3 separate regions of the Mus musculus genome follow, and all the other regions are linked to region 1. The links are chromatin loops, found by intact Hi-C in ENCODE. Cell type or tissue: heart. All regions are shown on one strand. Links, peaks and the distances in the headings refer to the core of each region. The heading gives the core; the rest is flanking DNA.

Evidence for each region. Hi-C counts contacts between places; a loop is a spot of excess contacts. Peaks named below come from ENCODE experiments on the same cell type or tissue, not always from the same donor. Only the 100,000 strongest peaks of a DNase experiment are listed, where the experiment ranks them.
Region 2: a loop joins it to region 1, with 2.8 times the contacts of the local background. A loop is called at or near these places in 2 of 42 quality-filtered maps.
Region 3: a loop joins it to region 1, with 2.6 times the contacts of the local background. A loop is called at or near these places in 6 of 42 quality-filtered maps.

What each region holds. Positions count from the first base shown.
Region 1 is chr13:34,872,211-34,879,701 of GRCm38, forward strand. It overlaps Prpf4b (pre-mRNA processing factor 4B), which reads left to right and starts at 3,319. Exons shown (of 15, transcript NM_013830.3): 1 at 3,319-3,484. The coding sequence starts at 3,444. It overlaps Gm36839 (a long non-coding RNA gene), which reads right to left and starts at 3,030. Exons shown (of 2, transcript XR_382181.1): 1 at 2,959-3,030; 2 at 1,418-2,358. In heart, for the core only: a CTCF peak has its summit at 3,745; DNase peaks (open chromatin) are centred at 2,191, 3,271 and 3,821; H3K4me3 peaks cover 3,781 bases; H3K27ac peaks cover 3,609 bases.
Region 2 is chr13:35,737,116-35,744,606 of GRCm38, forward strand. All of the region lies in intron 3 of Cdyl (chromodomain protein, Y chromosome-like), which reads left to right. Among named protein-coding and RNA genes, the nearest start is that of Cdyl, 81 kb to the left of the region's middle. In heart, for the core only: a CTCF peak has its summit at 4,005 (motif pointing left); DNase peaks (open chromatin) are centred at 3,716, 4,266 and 5,036; H3K4me3 peaks cover 3,521 bases; H3K27ac peaks cover 3,057 bases; H3K27me3 peaks cover 765 bases.
Region 3 is chr13:34,737,225-34,744,715 of GRCm38, forward strand. All of the region lies in intron 1 of Fam50b (family with sequence similarity 50, member B), which reads left to right. Among named protein-coding and RNA genes, the nearest start is that of Fam50b, 6.1 kb to the left of the region's middle. In heart, for the core only: CTCF peaks have their summits at 3,482 (motif pointing left) and 4,252 (motif pointing right); no DNase peak of the experiment used is centred there.

The DNA of each region.
Region 1 (7,491 bases), core at 935-5,934:
ACAAAATCATGGGGAGGGGTGAAACTGTCTTTTTTTTTTTAATGTGCAGAATGAGAAACTTGTGAGTTAAGTGGGGTATACTTAAGAGGAAGAGTTATTGAGACCCAGGTCAGAGGAAAACCAAGAGCACATTAGGGTAGGTGCATTTCCCTTCCCTTTTGTGATCATCCCTTAACCATTCAAGTTATCTCTGGGTAGTGATTTCAGCATCAATTTCATATTGCACACAACACGGCAACTTATATACCTCTCTCAGAGACTGCAAAGCATTTTTATTTTTTTATATTATTATTATTATTTTGGTTTTTCGAGACAGAGTTTCTCTATATAGCCCTGGCTGTCCTGGAACTCACTTTGTAGACCAGGCTGGCCTTGAACTCAGAAATCCACCTGCCTCTGCTTCCCAAGTGCTGGGATTAAAGGTGTGTGCCACACCACCGCCCAGCCGTAGTTAGGGTGTGCTGTGCACAGACACCATGACCAAGAACTCTTCTCATAAAGACAACATTTAACTGGGGCTGGCTTACAGGTTCAGTCCATTATCAAGGTGGGAACATGGCAGCATCCAGGCAGGCTTGGTGCAGGGGCAGCTGAGAGTTCTACATCTTCATCTGAAAGCTGCTATCAGAATACTGGCTTTCAGGTAGCTAGGATGAGAGTCTTATAGCCCACACCCACAATGACATACCTACTCCAACAAGGCCACACCTTCTAATTGTTCCACTCCCTGGGCAGAGCATATACAAACCATCACAAAAACTACCATTTACTCATATAGGCCATTTTGCTCATTGCTTAATTTATTGTGTTTATACAATGAGAACTATTATCCCCAATTTATTGGGTGGTAAAACTAGGAAAAAATTTTAATTGTTCTTGGTTGCACAGCAAACAGTGAAACCCCTTGCTGACATAAATCCTATGTTCATGTAAGTGCATTTTTATTACATCTATTTTGTGTGTTCATGAACAGAGGTCAGAAGACAATCGATGAGGGGGTCTGGGTATTGAACCTAGCTCCTCGGGTCTCTTTTTTTTATTGTTGTTTGTTTTTTGAGACAGGGTTTTTCTGCGTAGCCCTGGCTGTCCTGGAACTCACTCTGTAGACCAGGCTGGCCTCGAACTCAGAAATCCGCCTGCCTCTGCCTCCCAAGCGCTGGGATTAAAGGTGTGTGCCACACCACTGCTGGGCCCTCAGGTCTCTTGACAGGCATCTTTTCCCACTTGAGCCACCTCACCAGCCAGCCCTTACTTTTAGAACATTGTTCTAGGTGTTTCTCTTTATAGTTAATACTGCTGCAAAGCTGATACAATCTAGATACCTAGTAACAAGGACAACAATCTAGTTAGAAGATGCTTGGCAAACCAGAATGAAGCAAAAACTGCTATGTGAAAAAGAGCAAGCGATGACACTGTGTACACAAGTGTGAAATTTAATATTTCACATAGGAAAGGGCTAAAAATAAGCCAACATGTTCGGGCTGGTTCAACGTGGAATTATCCACTTGGGGGATGATTTTCCTTTACTTTGAGTTTGTCCAAATTCACAAATGCACAGAAGTATTTTAAAACAACAAAAAAATTACACTAAGACAGGCATGATGCCTCAAGCGTGTTAACACCAGTTTGGCGTCTTCCCATTAAAGGTCCAAATCCCAATTTTAAACCTAAGTGCTGCTCAAATGGCTTCTACACTCTTCAAAGACACCTGGAAACTCCAAGAGTCAACGGGTTTTACGATGCTCGTAATTTGTTTGTAGTCTGTTACAATTAGCCTATTGAGAGCTCACTGGGTTCCATGGCAACCGTGTACGAGATTAGTAGCTCTCCACAGAAATACACATATTTCAAATATATTTTTCAATTATTTAAAGAATGCCCAGCTCGTTTGGAATAATACTTGAAGCAACCACAGATGGTAGGAAAAGATGAAACGTTCACAAAGACACGCTTGCCTCCAAAGCCTCAACTTTTTGCATTGTCTGCCGGCGCCGTGGTCTCCACGGTGTCACCGAACAAGGCGGACCTCTACTTGAGGGATCTTGGGGTACGCTCAGACGCAATCTTGGCAAGCCGCTGTGCTGACGTTGCCGCAGAGGAGAGGTCGGGGCTGAGATCGGGAGGCGGAGACCAGCTGAGCTGGAGCAGGGAACTGGGAGGGCCTCCCCATAGCTGCCCGCCGCAGTTCTAACGCCACAACCACCGCCCGCAGCTTTGAACACGCCCACGCTTTCTTCTGGCCACCAGCACGCATGCGTCTCTCCGGCTGGCCAAAAGACTTCCGGGAAGCTGGTTCCGCTGTGCAGAGCTCACTTCCGTCCTGATCCGCGGAAACTGCGGCTATGGGTCGGGCGGTTCCTTTACCAGGGCCCCGAAGAGGAAAAAAAAAAAAAAAAAAAAAAAAACCCAAGGAATTGTAATTGTCTGGTCTGTCACTTTGTAAACGTTTCCTGCACGAGTAAGCTAATGTTTCAATATCTGCTAACAGTAACAGCTTGGGATGCCTTTAGGCATCGATTTCGCTCTCCAATTCGTAATAGCGTGGAAATGAACTTGGGTGAAAAAGAAAATCTTCCATGGAAAAGTTTTCCAGCACCAGCTCCTTTAGAAGTGCTTTATTTATTTTATTTTTTATTTATTTATTTTTTGGTTTTTCGAGACAGGGTTTCTCTGTGTAGCCCTGGCTGTCCTGGAACTCACTCTGTAGACCAGGCTGGCCTCGAACTCAGATCCGCCTGCCTCTACCTCCCGAGTGCTGGGATTAAAGGCGTGCGCCACCACTGCCCGACAAGAGCATTTTTATTACATTTATTTTGTGTGTCCGGGCTTAGAAGTGCTTTATTTTACTCTGTGAAGAATGGTGTCTGTAAATCGGAAATCGGTCTTATTTCAGTATCACCATTATCTCCAACGTATTCCTCCCAGAAACAGAAAACTTAATTCCCATATAAAGCATACCATAAAGAACAGAAGGTCAAAAGGGGACCTGGCAGATATTCTGGCTGTTTAAATTAGGCCAGGTCTACGAGCTCTCCGCTAGCCAATCAGCAACAAGGAGAGACACAGCAGGTTTCACCCACTACTGGATCACATGGAGAATCAGCTCTCAGCAATGCACCCGACCCCTTTCTTTGCTGCTGTCTCCAGCAGGTCCCTACACTTACACACTTACACACTCACACTTACACACATAACCAGCGCTCTAAGTGAATCAGGCCTTCTTCTCCCCACGGCCCGCCCCCTAGCCCCGGAAGTTACGTTCCGCGCCCCGCCCCCGGACGCCGAGTTTTTCTATCCGGATTCTTAGCGCGGACTCCCGAGTGCCGCTTTTCTCTACGTGCTCCGCACATGCGCGGCTGCCTGTCCCTTCTTCCTCCGCTTCCACTGGCGTCCACGGTTCGCCGAGCCGCCGCCAGCATCGCGGAGGAGTCGGGAAGTTCAAGATGGCCGCCACGGAGCCCCCGTCCCTGCGGGAGCAAGCTGAGTAAGTGCACCGCGCGGGTGTGTCGGAGCTGGGCCTCCAGGCCGGCAATGCGGGGGACGGCGGCGGCGGCGACCTGCGCGACGGGCGGGAAAGTTCAGGCCTAACGGCGACAGCCAAACTTTGCCTTGCCGCGCGCCGTGGGTGGTGCGGCGGGAGGCGTGGGAGCGGCCTGGGCTTTGCTGCCGGTGGGGCCGCGGCTGTTGAGGTGCCGGCAGCGCGGCCTGCTGTCCGTCGTTGCCCCGGGAGGCGGCGGCACGAGCGGCCTCTACAGGTCCAGTTAGCGTGGTGGCTGCTGCTGCCCTGAGGTCGCGCCTTCCTGCACCTCCCTGGGGGACCGTGGAGCTCTCCGATCTCAACCCTCGGTGATCTCCTTCCCTAAAGAGACCCGAGGAATAGTGGCGGCCGGCAGGCTAAGCCCCGCTTTCCTAACGCATATGCTATCCTTGCGATCCTGCTGATGGTAAAAGCAGAGACGGGGGTGCTAGGGTCACACTTTTGACTGTCCCGGAAATTGTGCTAGCGAAGTCCTTTGCCCTTTACTCTTCCTTCCAACCACAACCCGGTATTTCTCTGTCCATTGGTAGCTTATTTCTAACTTTCAAACTTGAGGCAAAGTAAGGTAGACTACCTGGGTTTTGAGGCCTGGCAGTTTTTTGCCCTAGTTTGTTTTTGCCTTTAGGAAGGGACATGGGAGAAGTATTAGGAATCGTTGCTACTTCTAAATCATTCTAATCTGTGTTTTTAATTAAGCGACTATAGAAGTATTTGAAGCCAAGAGAACACATCCTTGAATAAGCAAAAGGACTAGCTGTTGCTTAAAGAAGAGCAGTGTTTTGTTTCCCACGTTTATGCGAGGAAAGCTTAACTTTAAAGAGAATACCACTGAAGACTGGGTGGCAACAGCAACCCCCCCCACCCCCCACCCCCCAGTTACATCTGCATTATCTATGTTTTCAGCCTGTTTAGGAAAGTGTTTGATACCGTTTCCAGCAACTTGTGACAGATAGCTTGGTTTCTTTGCTGAGAATCTAGTTTGGGGTTCCCCTGTCATTTACTTTACTCAGCTTGACAGAGAATTTGTTTTTATTAAGTATGCTTGAAAGTTGCATTGTGGTTGTGACAATTGGGCTTAGCAGAGAACAGATAGGATTTTAAGATAGCTTATTGTCCAAGTTCATGGTGTGGCAGTTACAGGATGTTAGTTTAGCTTGATGGGTGTCTTCGGCTGTTCAGCTAAGTAGTTCTGGCAATCTGAAAAGTTCTTGGTATTATGTCCATTCACTTAATTTGAGGGGAGGATCCATTCACATTTATTTTGAGTCAGAGTCAGCCCTATTATTTGCGTATTTAATCCTATCTTTATAAGCGTGGGTTTGTTTAGGCTCTGGCAACTACATAACACTGATGGTAGTTTTTAATTTATCCTCCCTTCCCCCATAGAAATTGTGTAAATGGAATTCTTCTCAATGTGTCCTATTTTTGCTAATTTGAAAATAATTAATGGAGTAAATAACAGTTTGATATGAAAGCAGGCACTATGTGTGTTGCTGACCTAAATGGCTTCAAGTTACTCTGAATAGCTTGTAGTTACAGGAAGCTATTCAAAATAGAAAAATTAAGGGCACACATATTACATAGTTTACATTTTCCTTAAAGGCTCAAATGGCTTTTGTTTTACTGGCCTGTACATTTGTCAGCCTCTTTACTTCAGCTTTAAAAAAAAAATAAATGTATTCGAAGTCACCAGGGACCAGGTACTATTCAAATCATTCAAATAGTAGCTCATTAATTCTTGTAACAATCCTGTGGCGCTGGGTCCTGTTGTTGCTGGTATTTTGTGGGTGATGAAACTAACACAGAGACATGAAGTAGTTTGCTCAAGGTCGCACTGTGATAGCCACATTTAACTTTGTAAATGTGGCTCTAAAGGCCAGCTCCCGACTGCTGTACTGTGGCTTCTTCACTTGCCTCTAAGATTTAAAATAATGTTTTTTGCTAGTGTCCCAGAAAGATGGTTGTAGGGAGTGAGGGGGAATTAAGGATCAAACTAAGAACCCTTTTGCACATGTTAATAAGCAAGTACTTTACCCCTGAGCCACATTGTCAGCCTGAGATCATTGAGCAGGGCTGACACTAGGAGTAAACCCAGAGCCTAACATGCACTAGCCTAAGTCCTACCGTGGAGATGTACCTTACTCCCCTGAGCTGGCTGTGTCTTTTCAGGCTGGCCTCCCAAAGGTTGCATTTACAAGCATCCCTACCATGCCCAGCCAAAGATGTGTTTTTGATGTGGTGTTTATAATACATTAAAATTTAATTCCTGAAACATGATTTGGAAAAGGAAAAGCAGAAACTAGGTTTAAGACCAGTTGGTCTTTGGGATCCATTCTAACTCCTGGCTCCATCAATTCTGTTGTAAAAGCATTTCAGTTTGGAAGAGAAAAGTCATTTAGTTACTTCCTTTACATTGGACTTTGCTCAATATTGACATATTTTTAAAGAATTGTCTTTTTTTTAAAAAAATTGTGTAGCTTGCTTGCCTATAAGGCATAAATGGAATGCTTCCCAAATCAATTTATAAAGACTATCCTAGCTGGACAGTGGTGGTGCAAACCTTTAATCCCAGCATTCCAGAGGCCCAGGTAGAGGTGGGCTAGTTTGAGGACAGCCAGGGCCACACAGAATTCCTGTCTTGAAAAGCAAGGGTGGGTGTCTTAGTCAGGGTTTCTGTTCCTGCACAAACATCATGACCAAGAAGCAAGTTGGGGAGGAAAGGGTTTATTCATCTACACTTCCATACTGCTGTTTATCACCAGGGAAGTCAGGACTGGAACTCAAGCAGGTCAGGAAGCAGGAGCTGATGCAGAGGCCATGGAGGGATGTTACTTACTGGCTTCCTTCCCCTGGCTTGCTCAGCCTGCTCTTATAACCAAGACTACCTGTCCAGGAATGGCACCACCCACAAGGGAACCTCCCTTCTTGATCACTAATTGAGAAAATGCCTTACAGTTGGATCTCATGGAGGCATTTCCCCAACTGAAGCTCCTTTCTCTGTGATAACTCCAGCCTGTGTCAAATTGACACAAAACTAGCCAGTACAGTTGACCCCTTGTCAACTTGACACACAAACACATCAGTATTAAGCCTCAACCCTTAGTTTTTATTCATCCCCAAGATCTAAACAACTTTAAAAGTCCCAGTCTTTACATATTAAAAGTTCAATCCTTTCAAAATATCCAGTATCTTTTAAAATCCAAAGTACTTTAAAATTCAAAGTCTCTTAACTGTGGGCTTCACTAAAAAACTTCCTTCAAGAGGGGGAAATATCAGGGCACAGTCACAATCAAAAGGGAAAATTAAACTCTAACTGCCCAATATCTGGGATCCAACTCACAATCTTCTGGGCTCCTCCAGGGGCTTGGGTCACTTCTCCAGCCCTGCCCTTTGTAGCACACAGCTTGTCCTCTAGGCTCCAGCTGCCTGTGCTGCACTGCTGCTGCTGCTCTTGGTGGTCATCTCATGGGACTGGCATCTCCAAACACTGCTGTCTTCCGCTGTGACTAGGCTTCACCAATAGCCTCTTACAGGCTCTCCTCATGGTGCTAAGCCTCAACTCCTTTGCATGACCCCTTCAGTCCTGGGACATCAATTGCAACTGAGGCTGCACCTTCACCAATGGCCTTCCATGGCCTCTCTCAGTGCTCTTCATGACCCCTTCATGCCTTTAAAACCAGTACCACCTGGGTGACTCTTACACATTCCATGTCCAGCCACAGAGAAGGTACAATCTTGGCTATCTCCCCAACTTGCTTCTTGGTCATGATGGACAAAAGTCCAGGAATAGAAACCCTGACTAAGACAGTGGGATTATCTGTTGATAACCAGGCATGATGTTGTACACCATACACCTTTAATTCCAGCTCTTGGGATGCAGATTTCTCAGTTTCACGACAGCTAGAGCTGAAGGTGAGGCCATACAAGTCTTTGAGCTGCTTATGATGGTGCAT
Region 2 (7,491 bases), core at 1,508-6,507, 870 kb after region 1:
TAAATCAACCAAAAAGCAATGGAGCTATCCTGTGGCTATTTGTCTTTCCTCTTTTCAGATGGTGAGATAGTGTACAGAGTTATTAATTGAAGAAAAAAAAAGCTTCCTTGCTCCCATTTGATAGAAATAATTTAGCAAAATATAATGGTTATTTTGGTGAATCACCATGAGCTAAATAAAAAGGGGAAAGCAGTCAAAACCACTGTATTAGTTGGGAAAGAAAATAACCCTTGCTGGGGATGGGCTTACTTGTCTAATACTTACCTAGCACGTCTCAATCCCCAATAGACTTCAAGGGAAAAGAAAGAGAGAAAGAGAGAAAGAGAGAAAGAAAGAAAGAAAGAAAAGAAAGAAAGGGGAAGGGAAAGGGGAAGGGAAAGGGAAAGGGAAAGGGAAAGGGAAAGGGAAAGGGAAAGGGAAAGGGAAAGGGAAAGGGAAAGGAAAGGAAAAAGGAAAGGAAAGGAAAGGAAAGGAAAGGACCCTTAATTGCAAATTGCCCAGTTTAGCTGTGGTGGTTCCTCAATTTAAGAGAAAATTGGTGAAATCAAATGTAAAGAATTCTCAAAGCTGACCTCTCTAGAAGAAAAAAAAAAAAAAAAAACAAAAAACCACAAAAAAAAAATCAATTAGGTGCTTGGACAGGAAGCAGTAGTATGGTGGCTTGAGAGATGCCAGCTAGGTTCTGCTTAGAAAGGGAAGAAGAGGCTGCTGTGGAAATGGAAGATGGACTCATCCAGGAAAGGAAATGGGGGCGGGGGGGGGGTGGGACTAGAAATCGGAAAATAATAGTTGGCTGGAAAGGTGCACTAGTATATACAATTTAAGCTTTCAGGAAAGCAAGAATGGTTGTCTCCAAGTGCAGAGAACACATTACCTGACTTCCTGTTTCTCTTGCTCTCACTTTCTTCCTAGTTTTGCCCTGCTCCTTTCTCTCCCTACAGGTAATGGAGATGGGAATTTCACTTAGTTTCGTGAAATGTTTAACCTATAACAGGAGTGGTATTTAATTTCTTTTTAGCTTCATTATGTTTAAACAAACCAACTCTAGGTCCCTTCTTCATAAAATCCATAATTAAATTCTGAGCTTTAGAGGTAGTAGCCAAGATGGAGTGTGCTTTGGGGGTACCAGATTGCTGTAGGCAATCTTGATCTGCAGCCTTTCACAACCACCCATCCTGAAAATGCCTGTATCCCAGAGGCTTTGGTGCTTGATTTTGGCTTCTTTTGTCTTAAAGTCCCATCCCCCACCCCCCCATCTCCTCCAGCATGCCTTGGGATTCAAATGTAGATGGCATGCAGATTATTGGGAGAATAGGACCAACCGAGGCTGACTTGGCTATTGAGAGAGAAAGAAGGGAGGGAAGAGGAGACCTCCAATTTTAAGTTTTCAGCCATTGTTCTCTAGAGATGGGAAATGGCTGTGGTACCTGATCTGAAGAGTTGTACTCGGTGGTATTGGCTTGTGTGGTTCTGGAGAAAGAGTAAAATGGACTGTTTGAATCTCCTCCACTGGTTCAAGTCAGGTAAGGGTTGAAGCTTATTGATGTGCGTTGTAATTGTGTGTGTCCATTGTCTCATGTTGACCACTTCCATACCTTTTAAAATATGTACTGTGCGCCCTGCACTTAGTACTGTGTGGTATAAATTTTGGACAGTCTTCCTGAAGAGTTTGGGAGTACTTCCACACCCACGCACTTGGTCTTGGTAACTGGTTAAAAACTGCACTATTTCATAACGGTGGTATAAATTCAAAGACACAAAGCGATCTTAGGCATATTTACTTTTGTTATAAGCACTGATAAAACGTTTATATTAAAAAGTGAAGGAGGAAGGCGGCATTTGAAAGTAAGATAAGTTCAACTTATCCTCAATTTGCAGAGTAGCATTTAATAATCCAGTGGTTGTTGTAAATGGAGGGAAACGAGGAAGCCAGGGAAGAAGGGGTTAAATGAATAGCTGAAAATGTGGTCAGATTTTCCATCTCTAGTGGAAGCCACCTAATTCATTGGAGGAGAGGCAGTTGGTTCTGAGTTTATGAGACTGGCTTGCTCCTGCTTTGGTGGAGTCTACCGGGAGTTACACCTCCAAATGTGGGTAGTCATAATTTAGATCTTCGATGTTGTCAAATTGAACTTTTCTGGGTTACTCTTCTCAGGTTTTTATCCTCCCCACCCCCCAGTCTGGTTTTTTTCCACCACGGCGATGAACTACTTTACTTTGTATACTAGCTCGTCGACTGAAAATGGTTGCTGTGTCTCTCCATCCTCTTTTGGAGGTAGGATAGGATTGAAGGCTCTTTAGAGATTAGTGTGAAGAGTAGAGATGTTTTTACTTATTTTGGTGTCCACTCTTGGACCTGAGTTTGAATGTGAGACGTTATATGCGCATTGTCTTTTGAGGATCCCTGTTTTTTCTTCAATTTCCTGGTATGTTTGCTCATCGCTTGAGCACTTGACACACAAACGACTTTGAGATTCCTTTGTATAAAGTCCTAATTCTTAGCTTCGAGGAGTTTAACGATTATGTAGATGAATTAGTATAATAGGACATGAGGCGATCCTCCAGTGTAGCAAACAAAGAAACGCTTAAGTGGGAAGGAGGCCTGTTGGAGGTGGCACGGCATTGGCTGAGCCACCTGTGAAAGGCGGAGCTTGAGGTACCTTAAGTTGTTGATGAGTAGGCCTCCTTAACTTGTGGTTCTTGTTTAGGAATCTGATTATGCTTTCTTTGGCCACTGAAATTCCAGCTCATTAAATATCAACTTATGTCATATGCAGAGGGTGGTGTTTGGGATAGGAAATTCAAATGTGAAGATGAAGAACGGATAAACACTAAAATATACTGAGATAGCGCTGCAATGGAGCACTCACGCATCGAGTGCTTTGGGGGAGTCCCCGGAGAGACGTATGGAAGACCAGGCTTTCGAGGTGTTGGTGGTAGTAGTTTTAAGGTTCAAGAGGGCTTTGCAGGCATAGGAGTCACAACCACCAGCACCTACCCGAAGACTTGGCATTTGTACTGTCAGACACCTGGGTATGGGAAAAGGCAGGGAACTGGACGTCAGTGGCTTTTAGAATGCTGTTCTACATAAACTAGTTGGGTTTAAAGAAGAAAACTGTTATGAGGAGCCCGATGTCTGGGAGGTCGGTTAGGATAGAGTTCTGAGGACTGGGACTGGGTGTCGGAGAGGAAGCTTTGGAGGCAATGGGAAGTGATGCGGACTTCCAGTACGACTTAAGGGGAGAAAGTATTGGTAGTGCCCCGAGGGGACGTCCCATTCATTGTGTTGCTTGCTGTTTGGAGGAAGCTAGGTCCATAGCCTCTTTCCCTATCGTCCAGTTTCCTGGCAGATGAGTTGTTCTGATAGGACCCGCTCTACCCATCCCACCTATAACATAAGGAAAGGCCAGCCCGTTGCAGCTGACTGAGAGGGAGTGTTGTCTACCCGGTCCCCACATGGAGCGTCACCATTGACAGCTTCGTTTCTTTAGAAAGTAGACCTCCCGGAGTCCACATTCGGTACACTCCTCTCCGCTCCCCTTAAGAGGAGGTGGACACTTAGGAGGAACCCGAGGCCTGGCGGAGGGAAGCTGCGGGCAGAGTGAGACGGCCGCGCCCTCGCGCCGCCCTCCCCGGTGCCCAGATCCCACCCCGGTAGGAGGCCCAGCTGGCGACACGCGGCGGGGCGCGCGGTCCCGGCTCCGGGTCTTGGCTGCGGCCGCCGGGGCGGCGGGCACGTGGCAGGGCGGGAGACTCCACCTGGCCACGCCGCTGGCCCCTAGATGGCTGGCGCTGTCCCCGGCCGGCGGCCGCTGCGGGAGCACGGAGGCATCTGCTGCGCTATCCCGGTCACAGGCGCTAACAGAACCGCTGCTGCCGTCGGGTCGCGACTTCAGACGCGTGCCCACCGTCCCGCCAGGTCCCTTACTCAACTTCGGATCGGTTTACCTGCCCCAGCGGGCACAGTCACCGTTCTCCGCGACCCTCAAGCACCGCCCGGTCCCGCCCTCTGCTGGGCAACTAGCGCCCACGTCCAGGCAGGGCCGGTGGGCGGTGCCGTGGCCACACAGACCCCGGGGAGCGGGACTTGGGCAACTCGGAGCCCCGCCCACCCCAACTGGCCCCGCCCACCACAATGTGCGGCCCCGCCCACCCCACCCGACTCCTCCCCTTCCTGCCGGCTTGCTCCCTGCAGCCCGCCGCTGGCGCCCAGGCCCGGAACGGAGTCCGTACTCCCCTTGGCCGCCCCGCCCCGCCGCCTCCCACCCCTCCCGCGAGGGCGGCCCGAAAACCCGGAGCGCGGGAGCGTTGCTCCGCCGGGCCGGGCGGCAGCACTGGGCATGCTCAGTAGCCGGGGCAGGTTTTTCGGTCGCAAGTAGGAAGCTTTTTGCACTACACCGGAGACCGGGAGCCACGGATCCCGCCGCACAGCCCGCAGCGCCCGCACCGCCGCCGCGCCCGCCCCAGCCCGTCCGGCCCCTGGCGGGCGCGATGAACCCGCGCCTGAGCCTCAGCCGGCCCGCCGGGCACTGAGCGCGGGCGCCCAGGGCGCGTTGCGCAGCTGCTCCTGCGCACAACCCCGCTGCCGCCGGCCCGCACCGGCCGCCCGGAGCGAGAGGCTGGTCCGTGCACTGCGCCCGGCGCCGGCCGCGGAGCAGGAAGCGCAGGCCACGCAGGGACCCAACTGGAACAAAGTGTCTGCCGCCGGGTGCCGCGCCCCGACCCCGCCGCGCCCCTGCGCCGCCCACCATGGCCTCCGAGGAGCTGTACGAGGTACTCCCCTCCCCCCGGCGGCGCCCCCGGCCCGCGGGCCTCCGTGCCCGGTTTGCTGGACGGGAAGCGTGCGCCAGCCCCCGGAGCGAGCGGCGGCCGGAGGGGCCGACGGGCGGGGGCGCCGGAGTTGCCGGGCCGGGCGGGGGGAAGTGGCGCTGACACGAGCGACTTGCTCAGACTCAGCCCAAAGTGCTGCTGGCGAGGGGAGCCCGTGCCTGAGCGCGGCAGGGTCCGTGGGCGGCGCGGGGGTGCTTTTCCTGCCCGTTTGGTCGAGCCGGGTGGACAGGGTGTCGCCTCACGGGGGGCCCGTGCGGCTGTCTCCACTCGGGTACTAGCCAGAGAGATGCAAAATTTCGCACCGAAAATGCTGAGCGTTGACCACATGCTTTAATTAGGTTAGCATTGTGGCCGGAGCCAGGAAATTGAACTTAAACGCTGATGCGCTGTCGTCGCAGCCTTGCGAGTAGGAAAGGGTTCTAAGAGTCGAGGCGATGAGTTATGGGTGATGGGTCTGCCAGCTTTAACTTCAAGTTTGAGAGTTATCGGTCTGGATCTTTCACGTATTCTGAATGTCTCCACATAACTCCTTGACGTATTTCAAAGTAGACTTCCTGGGAGTACAGAAGGGTAAAAGCTGTGCCTTTGGAATACGTTGTTGGTTTCACATATTTGTACATTCATCTTTTTAAGAGGCTTAAAACTCTCCAGATTCTATCCAGACTCACCTTTAGGATGCCTTTAGGAACTTGGCTGTTTAGGGATTGAAATGGGCATCTGTAACTGCAGCCTTGTGTGATCCTTCCAAGGGGGTACCGCCTTCAGTGTGTATAGCTGCTTTCGGCATAGACTGAAGCTTTGCTGACAACAATGAGGCTTGTAGCAACTTTTTGATGAGTTTTGGTTGCTTTGAAAAAAAACCAAAGGTTTACAAAAGTCCTTCGAAGGAGGCTACCTTCTATAGACCAAGGGGAAGGCTGTTGCTTGCCCTTTATTTGAGCTTCAGTCTACTGTACCTATCATTGAAAATTGTCTCCCCCTTTCAACCATTTTACACATTAGCAGTGCCCTACTGTATTCAAGATGCTCTCTTAGGTCACTGGGGGATATGAAGAGAAAACTCCACTCTCCCGAGAAGCTTGGCTTCCAGGAATGGAAGTGTCTTGATGGGTGCCAGCACAGTAGAGGCTAGGATGTAGAAAAGATGTCTTACTCACCAAGTCGTGGAAAGTACAGAAAGTACTGAGTGTGATCAAGGTGGGGATTTACTTGTCACATTAGATCATTCTTTGGTGGCTGACTCTTGTGTGTTCACTGTTGAGCTTCTTGGGGGATTCTAAATATGGTTCCCATTTGGTATCTGGGGGAGAGGTGCACATTATACATAAGTTGTATCCTCCGTGGGTAAAGATGACACACACTGATTGTGTTAGGAATTAGTAAAGTTACTTTCTGTTTATTCTATAGCTTCCTGTTTTCTACTCACCATTTTTTCTGACAGAGGTCACTTAGAGATAAATAACATCTTATACCAAGTTTGTGTTCATTCAGGGTGATTTTGAATGTCTGTGGTATGGAGGCTTAGAGGTAGAGGCATGTCATGGGCAGTGCTCTCAAGAAGCAGCTCTTGGGGAACAGATAGCTACAGTGCAAGTAAGTGGTGTACCTGGGCCATGGCAGTTTCCAGTCTGGGTCTTTCCTTAGTTTGTTTTGAGGGAAAAGATAACATGAAGATACGACTAAAGTGATGAAAGCCATTGTAGGTGTGTTCTGGTTGGTATCTTTTAAGCTTCCTTCTAACTTCTTTACTTGATGGAAACATCGGGACTGTATTACAACTAAAAGTTGATGTTTAAGGGGTGGTGGCACAGCACTTGGGAAGCAGTGTTGTGAGTTTGGGGTCAACCTGGTCTACAGAGCCTGTTCTAGGATAGCCAAGACTGCAAAACAAACAAACAAACAAACAAACAAAACAACAAAACCCCTCTCTGGAAAAAGTAAAAAAGACAACAGAAAAGCTGATGTTGAAGTTACACACTTGTAATCTCGGACTCAGGAGGCTGAGACAGGATCAGGAATTTCAGGACATAGTGAGCCTGTCTCAAACAAACAAACAAACAAACAAACAAACAAACGGGCCAGTGAGAGGGGTTAGCAGGTGAAGGAAGGCTTCTCCCACCAAACCTAAGTACCAGAGTTTGGTCAGTGTTGTGTTACATGGTGAAGGGAGAGAGTTGACTTCTACAGATGTCACTTGGAGCCCCCACACCAAAACTCAACATGTAAAATGAGTACACTTACAAAAAAGGGGGGAAGGAAAAGTGATATTTGGAAGTTTTGCATAGTGGCCAAGAGTCTGAATCTAGTCAAATAGCTTGTTACTGAAGTCCAGTTGTCATGTTGAGTAAATTAACCTTGAAAGCTATTTCCTCGTCTGTGGAGGTGGGATCAATGCTTCACTTAGAGAGCTGTGAGCTTTATATGAAGAAATACTTAAAACACTCTAAGAGGTAATCAGCTGGGTGGTGGTGGCGCTTACCTTTAATCCCAGCACTTGGGAGGCAGAGGTAGGTGGATTTCTGAGTTCGAGGCCAGCCTGGTCTACAGAGTGAGTTCCAGGACAGCCAGGGCTACACAGAAAAACCCTGTCTCAGAAAACCAAAAAAGAAAGAAAGAAAGAAAAAAAAGAGGTATTCAGTCCTGTTCTATAACTGATCTAAA
Region 3 (7,491 bases), core at 1,508-6,507, 130 kb before region 1:
ACAAACTAAAACAGCTGAAGCTTATACAACAGAGTTGAGGCGAGTACTCTGTAAGTACAGAGTTCCTGTAGGTCAAAAAGAAAAGAACAAAGCTGCTACATCATTGAGATTTGTTTATTATAGGTAAGGTTCTGTGCTGTCACTCAGTGGTAGAATGCTTACCTAGCATGTATGAAGCCAGGGTTCCATTCCCAGCATCAAAAAAGAAATTGGTGGGTGGTAGTGGGTAACCTGTGTGACGACAGAATTTAAGTAACATATGACAAGACGCTAGATTTAAGATTAAAGTCACAGCCATAACATTAAAAATGGTTGCCTATAATCATGACTGGTGTGTATTAAGCACCAGAAACCCAAAGATCATCTCAGAGATGTATAATAATGATTAGTATAGAGTTTTAAAAGTCAACTTGTTGAGTATGTATGTTGAGGCCATTTTCAAATTTCAGGTAGACCCTTGATGAAACCCGGTATCTGGGAGGTTATCCCAGCAATGTATAGAATAATCCCATTTGCATTAAAATGCATGCTAACATGGAGGAAGATCGCTCAGAGATCATTGTACAAAGCTACCAAAATAGTTTTATTTTGTTATAGAGAATTAAATGAATATGCGTCAGGGAGAAATCCAGGCTAGGGAATCTGTACTGGGAATTATCAAATTCGGAAGTGGAAGAGAGAGAAGTATAGACGTATAGAGGTGGGAAAGGAAAAATTCCCACTTTCCTGGAAAGCTCAAGAAAGTGTCTATCACCAGGCATGGAGAAGCTGCACAGGGACTTCCTGACACATAGACATATGGTTTCTTGGCCCAGTCTACATACACAAGTCCCTGCCAAAGTTGTTCAGAGCTGGCTCCTTGGAAGGTCTGAACAGCGGTCCCTAGTGCCTTAGCGGGCTCTATCGGTGAGGTCCAGTGACCTCTTCCTCCTCCTCCATTGCTAACCCAGGAATTTCATGTCTGTTCCTGCCCTCTGAGTTCTGTGGATTTGCCTTTGGACTGAGCTGATAACATGCCAGCAACCTTGTGAGTGGATAAAGTCTAATTGGGATTGATCTTATTAGCTAATTCATCGCTTTCCCAAGTTTGATAATAAGCTCCCTCCCCAGGGTGGCAGTGTAACACAAAAAGGCCGTGGGTTATCTATTCATGTCTTGTGGTAAGCTTAAAATTTCATTTGTGAAAACATACTCTTGGCTGGATCCTAACCCTGTCCAAATCAAAGGGGCTGGAAAATCTCAGCTTGCAAGTGTTCAGATGGAAAACAAACAAAACAGCCCTGGGGTTTAAAATAGTCATGTGACTTCCTTAACCAGTAAGTGTGCTTTACTGTCAGTATGAGAACCCAGCGTGGACACCAGGGACCTCAGACCTCAGGCAACGGGACTTCCACTCTGTCACCCTTAACTCTACTTGCCAGGTGCCAAAGTTCAGGGCTTTGGTGATTTGTGAAGAGAGGACTTTGATGCTTTTGGTTCTAAATGGGGAACTGAAAATGAAAATGTGTCAGGGAATATCTTTCCCATGCCACCTAGAGTTGCTGATATCAACAGTATCTCAGAATCATGCAATCAAATGGTACAATGTTTATTGTGCATGCTCTAAAACATTCAGGACCTTGAGCAGGAAAAACAGAAGGGCTGCGGTAGCAATGGGCTGGGTGACCTGGCAAAAAACCCTCTGTTTGTGATGAATAATCCCCATTGATCTGTAGTGAATAAATGATTGAACTGAGAAGCACCTGGGAGATTACAAAGCATACCTCGGGGTGTGTCTATGAGGACATTTCCCAGAGAGGATTAATTTATGGGGGGCGGGGGAGTGGGGGGGGGGAGGGAAACTGCCCTGGCCCTCAGGCTGGAGAACCTAGAGGGAATTAAAAAGAGTAAAGCAAAGAGACTGATCACAGTGCAGGCCTTTCCTGTGCTCCTTCACCACCGTAACGGGAGCTGTTCAGCCTCACCTTAACCTCCCTGTCTTAATGGACAGACCTCTGAACCTGTGGGCTCAATAAATCTTTCTTCCTTTGAAGTAATTATGCCAGTCATTCTGGGATGAAAAATTAACTTGCTGTCCTTATCAAGTCACCCTGTGGTCCTGCCAAATAGATCCTTGGTTTGGGAAACTATTGTACAGAGAAATTACTGAATCCTGCCCCTCCCCCCCTAAAAAAGTGCACTTTGCCAAAGGCCCTCTGGCAACATTCAAAAATGCAGTCAACTCGTGGAGGCAGACCCTGGGAACACGGGGGCTGTGGTTGGTGGTCATAGGGATAATTTCAGGATTACAAAATGTAGGAAACATCCTCTGTTCCTTAGCTTCTCATCACTGTGACCCAACAATGGCAACAGAAGGGTGAAAGAATTGCTTTCAGTTCACAGTTTCCAGTTCAGTCCATGGTCACTTGGTCCCACCTGCTTGGAAAGGACATGAGGGCAATGGGAGCATGAGGCAGAAGAAAGCTATTCCCTTCATGGTCAGTCAGGAAGCAGAGCAACACAGGAGGGGGTGGATACAACATACCCACTAAGGAACCAAGCCCAGTTACCCAACTTCCTCCAGGTAGGCCGTATCTACTAATGTTTCTATCACTATCTGGAATCCAAACTTTCAATATACAGGTCTGTGGGAGCATTTCTGCATGTCACCTGTTTAGAATTTCAGGATCCTTAGCATCACAGTTCTGCCAGGGAGGACAAGGTGTGTGATCATTTAAGGCAAAAAGGTCCAGTCCTATCTAACCCATGGGTGATTATAGATAATCCTTTGGTTTGGTAGAAATTCTAGTTAATTCTTGTTACAATCCTGTGCAATAAAGCACAGCTCTATTTCAATAAACTCTGAAGCTCCTACATCTTATGAGTAGTGTGTTGAAGAATGGACTTCCTGTGTCAGGATGAACACCTCTGCTTGTCTTAGGGAAGCATTTGGGGAGATTGGTGTCAATCCCATTAACATCAGTGCTGTGTGTCTGAGCATGTACCATGGACGGGGGCAAGCATCCTGGCTGATACTGCCCATTTGTCTTCCCATAGTCTCTGAGATCACCATCAATATTCTACTGGGTAAATTTTCTACTGTTGACACTATAAATTCGCAGCACACTGAGAAGGTACTATCTGTTTTTAGAAAATTTTAGCAACAGAACTGGAGTCATAGATTAGAAGTATAGAGGTTGCCTTCCTTGGGTAATGGCCTAGGTTTGATGCCTAGCACCTAAAGAAAGAGATATTTCGTGAAAGGGAGAGGAGAGCAAGAGGGAGAAAGAAAAAATGGGGAAAGAAGAAAGGAAGGGAGAGAGGGAGGAAGGGATGAAACACTGATTGTGGTGGCAAACTGGTTATTTGAAATTGCCAGTTTGGGCCTGGAGAGATGGCTCAGTGGTTAAGAGCACCAGCTGCTCCTTCCAGAGGTCCTGAGTTCAATTCCCAGTACCCACCTGGTGGCTCATAACTATCTATAATGAGTTCTGATGCCCTCTTCTGGTGTTCAGCTGTACATGCAGATAAAGCACTCATATATTAAAAAATAAATAAATCTTTTTTTTAAATTGCCAATGTTAAAGGAAGTTCAGCATTTAGATGGGTATTTCAAAGCAACTCTAAAATAACTTGAAGCAAACCATAAATATAAATGGAGAACTATAAAACTTTCAGATGAAACCATAAGAAACCAATTATATGACCTTGGTTTAAATACCAAAACATGATCCATAAATAGACAATTGATAAATTAGACTTCATTAAGATTAAAGCTTTTTTCTCTATAAAGGACACCTACAAGCCTGAAAGAAAAGTTAGAAATCCTTGTAGGTCACATGTCACATGAAGGAATTATTCTCAGACTACAATAGGAACTCTTGAAACTATCAAATAGAATGATAAAACACCATGCAGTTAAAAATTATGAATTGTCAATTTCTAGAAATTTCCATTTCATATTTTCTAGGCTGTTGTTGGGGCCATCTAACTCCCCCCCCCCACCCCCACCCCCAGACAGGGTTTCTCTGTGTAGCCCTGGCTGTCCTGGAACTCACTCGTGCAGACTAGGCTGGCCTCGAACTCAGAAATCCACCTGCCTCTGCCTCCCAAGTGCTGGGATTAAAGGCGTGTGTCACCACATCCCGGCCTAATTTTTCTTTTTTAATTAAATAAATTTTATGCAGACGAGGGCTTTGCCTGTGTTCATCTGTGCACCACATACATGCAATTGCCTGAAGAGTCCAGAAGAGGGCGCCGGCTCCTCTGGAACTGGAGTTAGAGATGGTATGCGCTGCTTTGTGGGTGCTGAGAATGGAACCAGCATTAAGTGCTCTTAACCGCTGAGCTATCTGTTCAGCTCCTGGGTGCATTTAATTGAAACTGAAAGGCAAAACCCAAAATAGTAGAGAGTGGCTGTGCCTGATTGTGCTCATGGCAAATCCATAGCACTGCACACCAGAAAGAGGTCATCTTGCTATAGTAAAATTTTAAAAACTGCTCTTTTGTGTTTATGTGTGTGTGTTTGGGTGGGTGGGGGATCCCATGTGCTTGCAACAACACTCATGGAGGTCTGAAGACAATCTTATGGTTTAGGCTTCGTGTTCTATCTTGAGTCAGACTCTTCTTGTTTCTGCAGCTGTGTTGGCTGCAAACTTCAGGTGAGCGGGGCCTCTGACCTTCATCAGTAGGGAACAGGGCTGTCTCTGCTTCCCTTCTCACTGCAGGGCTGCTGGATTAGAGACCATTCCACCTGGCTTTTTTTACATAAGAATACAAACTTGTGGTCATCAGACTTTCACCTGCTGAGCAATCTCCCCTGCCTTCACTATATTTAACTTTCACAAAAGATGTTGTCAACATCTGTGTTGACAATCTCTTTCTCTGTTTACAACAGAGCTTCAGCAAGATCTCACCTAGGAGATCAACAATCAACAAAACTCCCTCACTTTATTCCTCCCTCCCTCCCTCCCTCCATCTCTCCCTTCCTCTTTTCCCTTGAACACTGAACTTCAAGTCACAACACTGAGACAGGAAGACAGGAAGTCTGGAGCTGAGAGTTTCACTTGAATAACTGATAACTTTGCAGAATGTGGTACTGCAGCCAGGGTGTGGAATGGAGAATTGATTTCATCAGTTTCAGCTGTGTGTGCCTGCTTGGACTTCAGCACAGAGCTGGAACTCTGTGCTGCCACCTCCAAGGCTGGTCCAAGCTCCCCGCCCTCAGGCAGCACTTTGCAAGTGATAATCAGGAAAGCAGCTCCCAGGACCCATCAGTTGACTGAAGGTGTGTCAGGACAGGTTGTTTCTGAAATGAAGATGACCACAATTTGCCAAAAATTCCAGGCACGTGAGCATTGTGAGAACTTCCATAACTAAACGCCAAAAAAAAAAAAAAAGTAGCTTGTGCTGTATACATGTGTAAAAATGAATGGGGAAAAAGCCTTAAATAATAGCACATCTCCAACTAGTCTTTTCATTTACGTAGTCCCGAATCAAAGTGACAAGCAGCAAGAATGAAGGGCAGCAAGTTGGCTGTTCCTTACAGCTTTTAGTTTACTATGGCAAAATAGTGGAGTTTCTGGTGGAAAATGCAAGTCTGAAGAAAGATCAAAGTGGTCAGAATGGTGGAGCTAAGAAATCTGTCCTAGGAATTAGAAGTTTCTGGATTTCTTGTTCTATGTACATATTGTAAAACGATCCTGTCTCTGGGGTAATGTCTTCCACGTTCATAGCCTGTTTAGACAATAAAACTTCACAGTGATGAACCAAGTGGTAACCACAGATGATATCAAAACTCTGTTGGGGCTGGCAGATCCCTAGAGGGTCATGATAGCTGGGAAAATTATTCACCAATCTCATTTTCCAAGAAGCGTGGGCTAAGAGTATGAGTTGCCAAACCTCTAGGATGCTCCAGGGCAGGCAATCAGAGGTGCGAGTTGAGAATGCTCAGGATGGTTGAGGGGATTTTCTGTCACATGAATGCAAGTATGAGGAACAAATTCACATGGGGTCAGTTAGCACTTCTGTCCCCACTGATATAAACAAGGACACCATAGTAACACTGAACACATGAGCAATGTAAATCCTGCTTTTCTTTATAGCCATGGTTCCCCCTGCAGTGTTGGCCTTCTTGCTCACCAGGTCAAAGTGAGATTCAGATGGTTTCTAAAGCATTTTAATATCTTGGAATTTAACTTCCTGAGTGGATTGGGCTATCATTCTCTATCCACTTCAATACTCTGGTATTTCAGAGTAGACTCTGGTATCTCATTGTGAACTCCACAGCTGTCACCTGGTGAGAGTAGCCCCGGGAACAGGATTTCCTGCCTCCAACTCTGCCGTTCCTAGGTGCATCAATGCCTCTAACACTCAGAATGCTCTACTGGGCCTTAGCATTGGCTATGTGGAGTGTGGTGTTCCCTGGGTCCAGGGCAGGAAAGCAGCCACCACTGCTCCAAGATGGCAGAAGATAAAAGTTTGTAGGCGATCATTCATTCTTATGGTGTTCTTTGCCCAGAACAGAAACTATCTGTTTTCCGTTTGGCAAAGCAAGACCACAGTGGTATTAGGTCACCAATAATCCTCACCAGTGATAACATGGAAAATGAAGAGGGGACTGGCAAAGGGCCAGTTGCTTCACAGGCATGTTTTAGCAGGGGCAGAGAGTGAGTTCCTCCCTCCTCTGACTTGGAGCAGTTTCAAATGCCATGGGAAACTGGAAAGAGAGTGCAGGATGGAAAGGAGATACTGAATGATGGTCAGGGTCTACCTGTTTCCTCATAAAAAAAAATAACACTGCCATTCTTTGCTTCAACTGAACGGTTAAGGCCATTCCTGACATGTTTTAAACATTTACTTTTCTAGAAAATCCTATGAAGTGGATGTGGGACAACCCCAAAAAGGGGCCTTGAGATTCAGCCTGTGACTTAGACCTTGGGGCTAGGGTTGGGAGACGGAGGCAGGGTGGGGGTCTGGGGGGCTTAGGGGTGCTCAAGGGAGCAGGCGGAGGTCAGCAGGTGCAGGCCTCAAGGGGATTATAAATTTCCAGTGGTCTGGTCTCTACTTCACATAGCCAGATGCAAATAGGTGCCCAACCTCTTCCCTTGTTTTCTGTCCTGTCTTGGTGCGGTGTTTAGTGGAACTTACAAGCTGTGTCGGTGATGTATACAGTGCTCCTGAAGGCAAAGATGCCTTAGAGGCAGGAAGGAGCTTTGTCTCCCTCTGCCCTTCATACATGTGACCCTTGACCTTGCTTCCCGGTAAAAAGCAGATTAAAGGCTTCCTAGCCTAAGATACCTGTTTCCCACAGTGACCTCGAGGTTAGAAACCTCTTCCCCAGATAAAATATTTAGGGCAAGTGCTGTGTTACAGTGATCTAATAAAGCACGTTCAATCTCTTTGCAAGGTGTTAGGATTCAGTATCAAACAATAGCTGTAAGAACTAAGAGGTGTGGCCGTGAAGGATCCCCAGCCACCGGCCATGACAGGGGGCTGAGTGGAGACGACAAA